Regions from separate parts of the Homo sapiens genome. Here regions 1 and 2 are each linked to region 3. Evidence: chromatin contacts called from ENCODE Hi-C or POLR2A ChIA-PET data. All regions are on one chromosome and are shown on one strand. The core of a region is the stretch at or near the end of the contact, and the rest is flanking DNA. Distances in the headings are between cores, read along the strand shown.

Region 1 (3,861 bases), core at 1,257-3,756, 200 kb after region 3:
CAAACTTCTGACCTCAGGTAATCCACCAGCCTCAGCCTCCTGAAGTGCTGGGATCACAGGCGTGAACCACTGTGCCCAGCCAAATTCACTAAAATTCTATCAATGGATTTGCCAAATAGCAAAACTGCTTTAGAGACTGCTGTATAAAGGAAGTACAGGTAGTCTCTTCTTACCCACATGTGATGCATTTCTGAAAACATGGAAAAACTACTGCATCTGAGAGAAAGCTGAGAAATGAACAGAAGTCTGATGGTGCCAGGTCAGAGAGGTCTGTGTCATTTCTCAGCTCATTGGTTAATTCACACAGGATTGATCAGGTACCTCATGCATGGGGCCTTACCCAATGTATTGTAAAAATGAAATGTCAAAGGGAGGCTGCCGCGGGTACTCAATGCAAGTCCAGGTTAGGGAAGAACTAAAGGAAGCACTTCATAGCCAGCATTTCATATCGCTGTCCGTCTGATGGTTGTTTTTAGGTGATAGGGGTGTCCTGGTGGATATAATGTATAAGGCTTGGTTGGAAGGCAATCTCAGATTAAAATTCCCATCAGTAGTAGCCATATTGAATTTTCTGGGGATTCAAAGGTGAACTAGTAAGAGTACTTTCCAGAATCTAGTGAGCATATTTTTCTGTTTGTCAGTTGGACAAAATAGCGCCTTTTGTTTTGCTTCTCTCTGTTAAGGGGAAAGAAGTAAAGCTGTAATTGTCATATAATTGCTGAGCCTCCACTGCTTTAAGGATCCCCTCTGCTCTGATTATGTCTTCTTTTGGTTTTCAACAGCCAAGCAGGTTGAGTATCTGGTCAATGAAAAGCACATCTACCTGCTGCCAAGTGGTCGAATCAACGTGAGTGGCTTAACCACCAAAAATCTAGATTACGTGGCCACCTCCATCCATGAAGCAGTCACCAAAATCCAGTGAAGAAACACCACCCGTCCAGTACCACCAAAGTAGTTCTCTGTCATGTGTGTTCCCTGCCTGCACAAACCTACATGTACATACCATGGATTAGAGACACTTGCAGGACTGAAAGGCTGCTCTGGTGAGGCAGCCTCTGTTTAAACCGGCCCCACATGAAGAGAACATCCCTTGAGACGAATTTGGAGACTGGGATTAGAGCCTTTGGAGGTCAAAGCAAATTAAGATTTTTATTTAAGAATAAAAGAGTACTTTGATCATGAGACATAGGTATCTTGTCCCTCTCACTAAAAAGGAGTGTTGTGTGTGGCGGCCACGTGCTTCTATGTGGTGTTTGACTCTGTACAAATTCTAGTCCCAAAGATCAAGTTGTCTGAAGGAGCCAAAGTGTGAATGTGGGTGTCGGCTGCGGCATTAAATTCATCATCTCAACCCAGAGTGTCTGGTCTCCCTGCTCTTTCTGCATGGTTGTGTCCCTAGTCCTAAGCTTTGGTTCTTTAGGGTGACTGTGGTAAGAAGGATATTTAATCATGACATGCACGGACACGTACATATTTAACTGAAACAAGTTTTACCAAACAGTATTTACTCGTGATGTGCGTAGTGCATTCTGATATTTTTGAGCCATTCTATTGTGTTCTACTTCACCTAAAAAAATAAAATAAAAATGTTGATCAAGACATGGAGTTGATTTTATGACCACTAATGGGTTGTGACCCACAGTTTAAAATGAATGCTTTAGAGGGTTTTACTAGTGGCTAAAGGAAAAACTACAATGTGTTCTTACAGTATAGCTTCCTTCAGTGAACTCACCATATAACTCCCTGGTGATTTTGCGGGCTTGTCATTTGGAGGCCAGCTGTCTTATGTTACTTAAGAAACTGGACTTCTTGGACTGTGAGAGGAGATGACATCACTCAGGTTGATTATAGAACATCAGCCCGTTCCCTGCTGTCAGAGTCCCTCCTGGTTTATTGAAACAGAACCACAAAAACATACATCACAATTTCCAGAGTCCAAGGGCCGCTCCAAATGGCCATTTTGTAGAATTTGGTGGGGTTTGATGTTACTTAACACAAGAGGTCTATTAATTGGAGTTTTTAAGTATTTAAAGTTAATTCTTGTGATTTTAATAGGATCTGCCACTTTCTAGGACTCATTTGGGTTGTTAGAAAATCCTGCAGTCCTGAGGGATGACTGGGGCCTCAGAAGTCATCAAGTCCTGCCTCTCCGCCAGTGAAATAGTCTCTCCATATTGTCTCTGACTCATCCATTTCAACTGGTGGGGTGGTAGTGGTGATGGATTCTTTAAATACCTGGTGAGGCATCCCCTTCTGCTGGTGGGGCCTCTTAATTAAAAAAAAAGAGGCTCATTTACCTTTTGCTCACGGTAAAAGTTCATCTACCTTGAACCAGAATTTGATCTTTGTTCCACTCCCCTGCCCCTCCTTTCCTTCCTTTAAACCACAGATAGTAAATCTACTGGCACTTCTAATCTACCACCTTTCAAATATTTGAAAGTAGCAGTTGTCATTCCTTGTTTACACTTTTCCACATGAACTGCCTCTCCCCCACCACTTTTGTTTCTGCACAGGATGTGGTTTCCAGATCCTTCCCTGTCTGGCTGGAGCCCCAGGAGTTCTTCAGAGGACACTCACTCTGCCAGTGTGTGGTTGGGCTGGTGGAAGTTCATGAGTGAATGTGATTAGATGCCCTCCCACCCATCTCTTCACAGCTTTCTGAACATATCAGTCTTTGTTCTCCTCCCAATGTAAAGATGCTTGTTGTTAGTAAGGGAAGGCAGCCAACAGAGAAGTCGAATGATTCTACCTTCTGTCAATCTGCCATTCTCTCCAAACGCTTTCAACCACTCATTCTCCATGGGGACGATACTGCCTCCATGGGGACGAAAATTGGCTCTCTGGGGCAAAAAAAAAAAAAGCCTGAAATACTAAAATGTTGCCTTCCAAAGTGCAATCCTACCTGACCATCTTATTAGTATTTAATTTCTCTTGTTAGGGAAAATTAAAATTTTCTCTTTAGGGGGCTGCCAAAACCATTAAAGATAAACACATCTTTAAATCTAAGTGACAGTACCAAAGTGCTCAAATGTTTTTAGCCTTGAAAAAAGCCCATCTCAATGGGAATCTGGCCTTCTTCTATTCCGACAGATATGTTGGTTGGTGTGGTTCCCACTGCGTTCACCTGAAAAAGGGCTGTGAGTTTGGGAAGCCGGCAGGACTCCTCAGGCCTCTGACATGCCAGTGAACTTCAGAGGTGGGATTGTTTCACCAATTTTGCTCACTCAAGAGCAGGGCACTCCAACCTCCAGGCTCTGCCAGTTCCCAGGTGTGTAACCGTGAGCAAGAAGACAGTAACCTTGCAGACAGTAACCCCTCCTCCACAGGGTGGTTGAGAAAGAAATGAGCTAATGGGTACTTAACAGAATACTTGGAACATAAAGCCCTTGGCAAAATAGTTGTTTCCATTATTTATTATTACCGTTAGTGAAATGAATAGCCTCTACTGAGGTTCCTGAGAAGAATCTTAAGAGGTTTTGGCATAGGCCCCTGATCCTCCTGTTTGCTTTGAGAAATGAGTAGTAGGTGTCAGATTTCAGCCTTCCTTCCACACAGGTATTATATGCCCAAACACATCTTCCCACCTGCCTGGCTGTTCCCTCCCTCCAGCATCGGCTTAAAACTGACCAACAGGCCTGGCCCATTCTTGTGTTCCGTTCCCTAGCCTTTGGTTGCAAACTGCCAGAGTCATGCCACTTGGACTCCTTTCTGAAGGTTCTGCAGAAGCGAGCTAGTGTGACCAACATTCTGTCTCAGGGGCTTGTCTGGGTTTAGCCCCCAAGACCCTGAATTTGGACGGCACCCAGCACAGCACCTCACCCATCACATGGGTTCAGCAAATGCCAGCCCTTCTCACTGTCG
Region 2 (3,533 bases), core at 921-3,420, 140 kb after region 3:
ATCTAAGAGCAGTGGAGGGAGATGCCAGAGAGAGGGAAACCCTGAGTAGAACAGGGACAAGGATGGCATCTTAGCTGGCTGCATAATGAACAGAACACATCCTTAGAGGGAGAGAAGAGCTGGCTCCCTGGCTGTTTGCTTCCATGGAAATCCATCTGATACCTGCTTCTGGGGCTGACCAGAAGCACCATATGGAAACTCACTGACCAATTCTGCTTCTCAACATTTCCTCCCAAGAATCTCTGCCTGTGCCCTCTCCACATTTGGAACCAGGCCTGGCAACATCAATAAAGATGAAAGACTTTAGTGTTCTCAGAACATGGGGATATTCTAAGTCAATAGCAGTTTTTCAATAACAGTTTGATGAATCAGTATGTGGATTACATAGAATATTCTAAAAATCATGTTTGCCTGCAAGAAGTGACAGCTTTATAAACAGCATGGACATGGATGAATGAGTCAAATTCACTTTAAAACATATGCTAAGACAATATCAAAACAATTTTGTTGTATAAGATATTGTCCAGAATGTATTCATTGGGTTTGAGCTTCTTTTAATTTTACAAAGAAATTATTATAGCTATATTTGTTGGGGAAAAATACTGAAGATAGATTGGTTGATTTTTAGTTAGGTTTTGGGCAAAACATGTTTTCTCTAATTATCTGAACTTTTCTCCACTTTAGTAACTAACAAGATGGGATTTGTATGGGTTTTAGAGTCACACACACCTGGGACTTACAATTGTGGGAGCTTGTTTATGTTACTTAACTCTCTGAGTCTCTGCCTGCTTACATGTAATAGTACTTATCTCACAAGCCATGGTGAGCTTCAAATAAGATTTTGCACATAGAATATATTTGTACAGTACTAGGTATACAGATATTCTGTAAAGGTTTCTCTCTCTCTCTCTCTCTCTGTGTGTGTGTGTGTGTGTGTGTATGTGTGTGTGTGTTTGAAGAGAAGAGGAGGAATTGAGTTGAGTATGAATTGGAGGACCGTTCCAGAAATAAAGGATCTGTAAACATCATAAGTAACTAAAAACCAAATACAAACCCAGAAAGGAACAGAGATGAGAAATAGAAAAAAGAAGTTTGGAAAAATGCTGTCAACAAAAGATATTTATTAAATACCTGCATTTAGGGTCCTTTGCCAGGTAACCAATGTATGGGACTGAAGGATAGTTCTTGTCCTCGAGGAGTCTTTAGTCCATTTGAGGATAAAGACTTATTCATGTGTAAAAGACTTAATTAAAATGCAAAGGAATCATTACTGTTGCAGTTGAGAGGAGAGAGCAATCTCTGTATTTATCATGTCTTTGGAGACCATATAGAAGTTCAAGGGTGCTGTGGGCAGAAGGAAAGGGCAGATGTGAACATTTTGAAAGCACCAGCCTGATGAGTCTGATGACAAAGACTCACAAATGTCTACACATTTAGTTTTGTTAAAACAGCAGCGGTGAAAAATTATCTTAACAATCTCGGAAACAACAGAAAATCCCCAAACAATGCTAAGTGGGGCCTGGTAGCCTCGCTGCACTTATGCCAAGGGGGAGGGGATGGGTGGACTAGCTGAAGATGTTCAGTGCTTACTCCTGGCTTCCTTATTCAGTCTAAGAGACACCGACACCGTTTGTAGAGTTATTTATCCAGATCCTCTTTAAGCTCCATTTCTTTCTCTTCCCAGCAGATCCCTGGAGAGATGCCCTTTCAACCCTCCATCTCTGCTAAATGCCTGTTGGATCCCAGCAGTGGAGGCTGCTAGATGGTTGGATTTACTTAGAACAGACTATTATGAAGGTCTGTTAGGGTTGGTGAAAAGAATTCTAGACAAATCTTCCAGGTTAGAAGATAAATGACAGCTCTTCCCAAAGGTATTCCCATGAGAAAGCACAGCCACCATCCTACAGAGGGTTAATAGTCTCCCCCATCTCCAACCCCCAACTTGCTGTCAGAGATCAGCTAATCTGATAATTACGGCAACAAACACAGTTTAGACAAACAAGACCTGACCCTGAGGGTTTGGAATGAAAACATTTACTCTCTCCCTCCCCAGAGAGATGGTGCCTGGAGCATACACACAGAGAGACACTGGGAAAATACCCTTGTACTGGAGCAACAGGGTGAAAACATCTGTGTTCCTGAGCTGCTTAGGAAGATAAAGTTGCTGGGGAGGCGGCTCGGGCGGGGGAGGCAGGAGGAGCGGGGAATGGTGCAGTCCAGGGGTGTGCATTTTGGAGCAGATGGAAAATGTACCCCCATAACTGGAGATGTAAGCAAATTATAATTGATTTTACAACAGAGACAGAGTGAGAGGAAAGGTACAAAGGACACTGATGCAGGATTTGAGTGAAAATCTGGGGAGTGGCTAACAGAAGAGAAACAGCTTAAAACACCAAAGTAGGATTTATTCCCGAGAGCAAGAGAGGAAAGATCTTCACAGCAGTCTTGATTCTAAGCAAATCTAATATCTGCCTGCCAGTGAGGAAACCCAAGTTCTAACAGTCTAAGCTGGCCAGTCATCCTCTTCCTATCCCCTAGTTTAGCTTCTAAACTGAACAACGTGCCCTTTCCCCGTCGCTGCCTGTCCTCAAAAATTATCAAGCTATTTTTCCCCTTTTACTTATAAAAGCAGCTTCCTAGAAGAAATCTTTCTGGGTTGCTTAAACCAGAGATTGTGACTTGGATCTGCCTCAACCTGGAATTCCAACAGTTATTCCTTTCCCAACTCCAGCCTGAAGTTTCCCACATATCCCCGTCCTAGCAGCCACACATCATTTCGGTTTTGCCCATGACTGAGGGTGAGTCAGCCGGCAAACACTCCTTGCCCCTTAGGATTCTCCAAATTAGATCTAGGCATCCACATCCTTGGGGTATTTGCAGATCGCATGTATGGATGCACCAAGCTAAGAGGATAACTGCTGTGACTGATGATAGGATCAAGATTTTAAATGAATTTCATAAGCTGAAAGATGGTCTCAAATCAATAAGAATGCACCAGGAAAAAATGCAAAGCACTGCATTTAGGCCCAAAAATCAATTGCACAAATATAGGATGGAAAACAAAATATAGACCTACAAAACAACAGTTGAAAAAACAGACCAGTTTTTGTTCTACAATTGGCTCAGTATGAGACAGCAATTAATCTATCTGCTTAAATAGTGAATGCAATCATAGTAGGTATTAATAAAAGTATTGTGATCACATTAATAGTTCCCTATGTTCTTAACAAGGGAAAGGTAGGATAGGACTGAACAAATCTTTTTTTTTCTTTTTTCTTCCAACTTTAGCTGTTGGTTGACCAAGTACATGGAGTCCTGTAGGCTGTGCAGAGCAGTTTTGTCTTTTGTTTTGATTTCAGGTTCAAGTCCCCTATTGCAATCTATACAAGGTCCACCTTGGCAATTGTGAGTGGCTCCCACATCCTGTTTATCCTGTTTATCCCACTTGCTCCTGTGTTTTGAGGCTCAGTTGGCTGCTCCTCTGCTAGTCTGTTGGAGAGTCCTCTACTCCCAGAGACAGAGACACCTCTTTC
Region 3 (3,567 bases), core at 965-3,464:
AACCATGCCTGAACTCACACAGCAAGAACATGACAGAACAAGCGTTCCAACGCAGGATTCCAAAGGTAGTGTGGCTCGCCAGTGCCCCTCAGGGTCCCTAAGAAGTGAGAAGCAGTCCTGCCTGCAGGAGCCCAGTCCCAGGGGTGAGACTGATTTGTAAAGAGATCATGAGACGTAAGTGCTGTAATAGAGGCATGAGGAAAGTTGTTTCCATTCTCTTTCTGCCTGTTCCTGGAGTGGTGCTCACGGGAGGGGACCCAGGACCTTTGGAAATGTAAAGTGTAATACTTAGGTTTTTGTAATTGGTCACTTCTTTGCTAGCTGTCAGAGGTTCAGGAGGCCAGTGAGGAGTGGCCGGCTTGGAGGGTCCTTGTGTTTACATGACAGCCCAGGGCTGTCATATCCATTGTCTCGTGTGATCCTACCCTGCTGCACTTGCTGTTCCCTCTGCAAGGAACGCTCTTCCCCAGATACCACCTGGCTCACTCTCTCTTTATCTTTTATTTATTTTACTTTTAGATAGATGTATTTTTTGAGACAGGGTCTCGCTCCGTTGCCCAGGCTGGAGTGCAGTGACACAATCTTGGCTCACTGCAACCTCCATCTCCTGGGTTCAAGCAGTTCTCATGCCTCAGCCTCCTGACTAGCTGGGACTACAGGTGCACACTACCATGTCCGGCTAATTTTTACATTTTTTGTAGAGACAGGGTTTCGCCATGTTGGGCAGGCTGGTCTCAAACTCCTGACCTCGAGTGATCCACCTGCCTCCCAAAGTGCTGAGATTACAGGCATGAGCCACTGCAACTGGCCTGTTTATACATTTTTTGTTTGTTTGTTTGTTTTGTTTTGTTTTGTTTTGAGACAGAGTCTCGCTCTGTCGCCCAGGCTGGAGTGCAGTGGTCTGATCTGGGCTCACTGCAGCCTCCGCCTGCTGGGTTCAAGCAATTCTCCTGCCTCAGCCTCCTGAGTAGCTGGGATTATAGGTGTGCACCACCACACCTGGCTAATTTTTGTATTTTTAGTAGAGACAGGTTTTCACCATGTTGGTCAGGATGGTCTCAAACTCCTGACCTCATGATCCACCTGCCTTGGCCTCCCAAAGTGCTGGGATTATAGGCATGAGCCACCGTGCCCGGCCTATACATATGTTTTTGAGAAAGGGTGTTGCTTTGTCACCTAGGCTGCAGCACAATGACGCAATCACAGCTCACTGCAGCTTCGACTGCCCTGGCTCAAGTGATCCTCCTACCTCAGCCTCCCAAGTAGCTGTGACTACAGGTGCAAACATCATGCCCAGCTAATTTTTTAAAAATGGTTTTGTAGAAATGAGGTCTCCCTTATGTTGCCCAGGCTGGTCTCAAGCTCCTGGACTTAAGTGATCCTCCTGCCTTGGTCTCCCAAAGTGCTGGGATTACAGGCGTGAGCTACTGAGCTTGGCCTGGCTCACTCGCTCACTTCTTCCTGGTCTTGGTTTCAGTCTCACCTCCCCAAAGAGATCTTCCCCAAATTCCTTATCTAAAATAGCCTCCCCTACCACTCTATCCCTTTCATTCCGCTTTATTTCTCTTATTGCACTTACCGCTGTCTGAAGTTTTTTATATGTTTGTTTATCATCCGTCTCCCCCAAATGAGGACTGGGACTTTTTCTGTTCTCCAGCACCAAGAACAAGACCTGGAACACAATAGGTACTTAATAAGTAATTTGTTGAGCAAGTAAACCAATTTAAGCCTTAAAACAATGCTGCAAGGTAGGTGTCATTAAAATTGTGAAGCTCATGGCCATCTGGTAAGGAAGGAAGCAGGCCTAGAGGAGTCATGTGGCAGGTCCAGGTCCCACAGTGCACACCCATCAGCCCGGGTACATGCCCGGGTCCCCCTCTTTCCCACCAGTCTCTTTGCCCAACACTATTCCTCTCCTCCCATGACTCAAATACTCCATAGTTCTGTGGTCCAGAGACTGTTAGTTCATTGTAGAAAGGAAAGAAACCCAACAATACCCGGGAGAGCCATTTATAATCCCTGGGCAGGGCAGGGTCGTGTCCTCTGAGGAGCATGACACAGCATCAGTGTCACCAGCTCTTCCAGGACCTCCCTGCCAGTTGCTGCCTGGTGTCCAGTTGCAGTGCAGTGGGCTGAGCTCAGATCACCCTCCAGGTGGAAAGAGCAGCTCAACCTCATGCTTTGCAATGAATACCTGCTTCCCCCTACCCCTTCAGGCCTTTCATGAGGATTCCTGGAACAGCATGCCAGAACGCCTGTCTCATAGGCTAATGCAGCGTGAAAGAAATCATCTTACCCTGTGGGGGCAGCAGGCTGCTCCCAGCTCTGCAAAGACTGAGTACTGGGTAAAGACCCCCTTCTGGGTTCCTTCCCACATAAGCGTTCGGGGTTGTGCTTGGCAGAGGCCACACAGAGGAAATAGCAAGGAAGGGGACATGAGTACAGGACTGTAGAGGTGTGTGTGTGTTGAGGGAAGGCTCAGAGCTCACTCATTCACTCAAACAAGCTAACAAACATGGGGTCTCAGAATGGAAAGAAATATCAAAGCAGTTGGGAGATGTGGGCTTGTGTCAAAGTCCACCTCTTATAAAAGGTGTGGTGTGACTTAGGGAAGTTACTTCCTTTGTTAAATGGGGATAATAAAATAACACCTACTCAGCTGGTTAAAGAATCAAATCCGGGCTGGGTGTGGTGGCTCACACCTGTGATCCTCCTGGGAGGCCAAGGTGGGTGAATCACTTGAGGCCAGGGATTTGAGACCAGCCTGGCCAACATGCTGAAACCCTGTTTCTACCAAAAATACAAAAATTAGCCAGGCATAGTGGTGCATGGCTGCAGTCCCAGCTACTCGGGAGGCTGAGGCAGGAGAATCGCTTGAACCTGGGAAGCGGAGATTGCAGTGAGCTGCAATTTTGCCACTGCACTCCAGACTCCAGCCTGGGTGACAGAGCAAGGCTCTGTCTCAAAAAAAAAAAAAAAGGAATAATGACACATAGAAATTATAATGAATATAATCAACATGTAAAAAGCTAAAGAAGAAAATAAAAATCTATAATTCTACTATGTATAATCACTGTTATTATTTTGTATATCTTCTTTCTTTTCTTTTTTTTTTGAGATGGAGTCGCACTTTTTCGCTGGAGTGCAGTGGCACAATCTTGGTTCACTGCAACCTTCACTTCCCAGGTTCAAGTGATTCTCCTGCCTCAGCCTCCCGAGTAGCTGGGATTATAGGCATGCACCACTGCGCCCAGCTAATATTTTTATTTTTTTTGAGATGGGGTTTAACTATGTTGGTCAGGCTGGTCTCGAACTCCTGACCTCATGATCTGCCCGACTCAGCCTCCCAAAGTGCTGGGATTACAGGCGTGAGCCACCGTACCTGGCCCCTGTATATCCTCTTTCATAATTTATCCAAAGCACATGTATGCAAATATATATTATATATGCATGTGCCCCCTCACCATAAGGCTGGATTGCATGGACTGTACCTCGAGGGCTTCTAATAATTTTTATCATTAATATCATTAGAGTAGTAACCTCAGTCTTCACTGGAACTTTATCATT

The links. A loop is a pair of places that touch in the nucleus more often than their neighbours do. ChIA-PET counts read pairs that join two places held with the same protein, here RNA polymerase II (POLR2A). Pooled maps may share reads with other maps.
Region 1: a map of HCT116 shows a loop between it and region 3 (3-fold over the local background). The contact joins two enhancer-like sites. A Hi-C loop is called at or near these places in 5 of 168 maps with a recorded cell type or tissue (HCT116, Ramos, heart right ventricle and 2 more) and 1 of 50 pooled maps.
Region 2: a loop to region 3 is called in a map of heart left ventricle, with 2.9 times the contacts of the local background. The contact joins two enhancer-like sites. A Hi-C loop is called at or near these places in 4 of 168 maps with a recorded cell type or tissue (HCT116, adrenal gland, heart left ventricle and 1 more) and 1 of 37 single-sample maps with no recorded cell type. POLR2A ChIA-PET finds 5 or more read pairs at or near these places in 3 of 52 experiments (HEK293T, Panc1 and WTC11).

What each region holds. Positions count from the first base shown.
Region 1 is chr10:99,394,608-99,398,468 of GRCh38, reverse strand. GOT1 (glutamic-oxaloacetic transaminase 1) reads left to right here. Exons shown (of 9, transcript NM_002079.3): 9 at 783-1,599. The coding sequence ends at 922. Among named protein-coding and RNA genes, the nearest start is that of GOT1, 34 kb to the left of the region's middle. Within about 2 kb of position 2,506, at least 8 of the 41 ENCODE cell types and tissues checked have a DNase peak (open chromatin) inside an H3K27ac peak, as active enhancers do.
Region 2 is chr10:99,449,596-99,453,128 of GRCh38, reverse strand. GOT1-DT (GOT1 divergent transcript) reads right to left here. Exons shown (of 5, transcript NR_183993.1): 4 at 1,132-1,344. Among named protein-coding and RNA genes, the nearest start is that of GOT1-DT, 20 kb to the right of the region's middle. Within about 2 kb of position 2,170, at least 2 of the 41 ENCODE cell types and tissues checked have a DNase peak (open chromatin) inside an H3K27ac peak, as active enhancers do.
Region 3 is chr10:99,594,543-99,598,109 of GRCh38, reverse strand. No RefSeq gene overlaps it. Among named protein-coding and RNA genes, the nearest start is that of SLC25A28, 24 kb to the left of the region's middle. RefSeq lists an enhancer at 1,844-2,344. Within about 2 kb of position 2,214, at least 3 of the 41 ENCODE cell types and tissues checked have a DNase peak (open chromatin) inside an H3K27ac peak, as active enhancers do.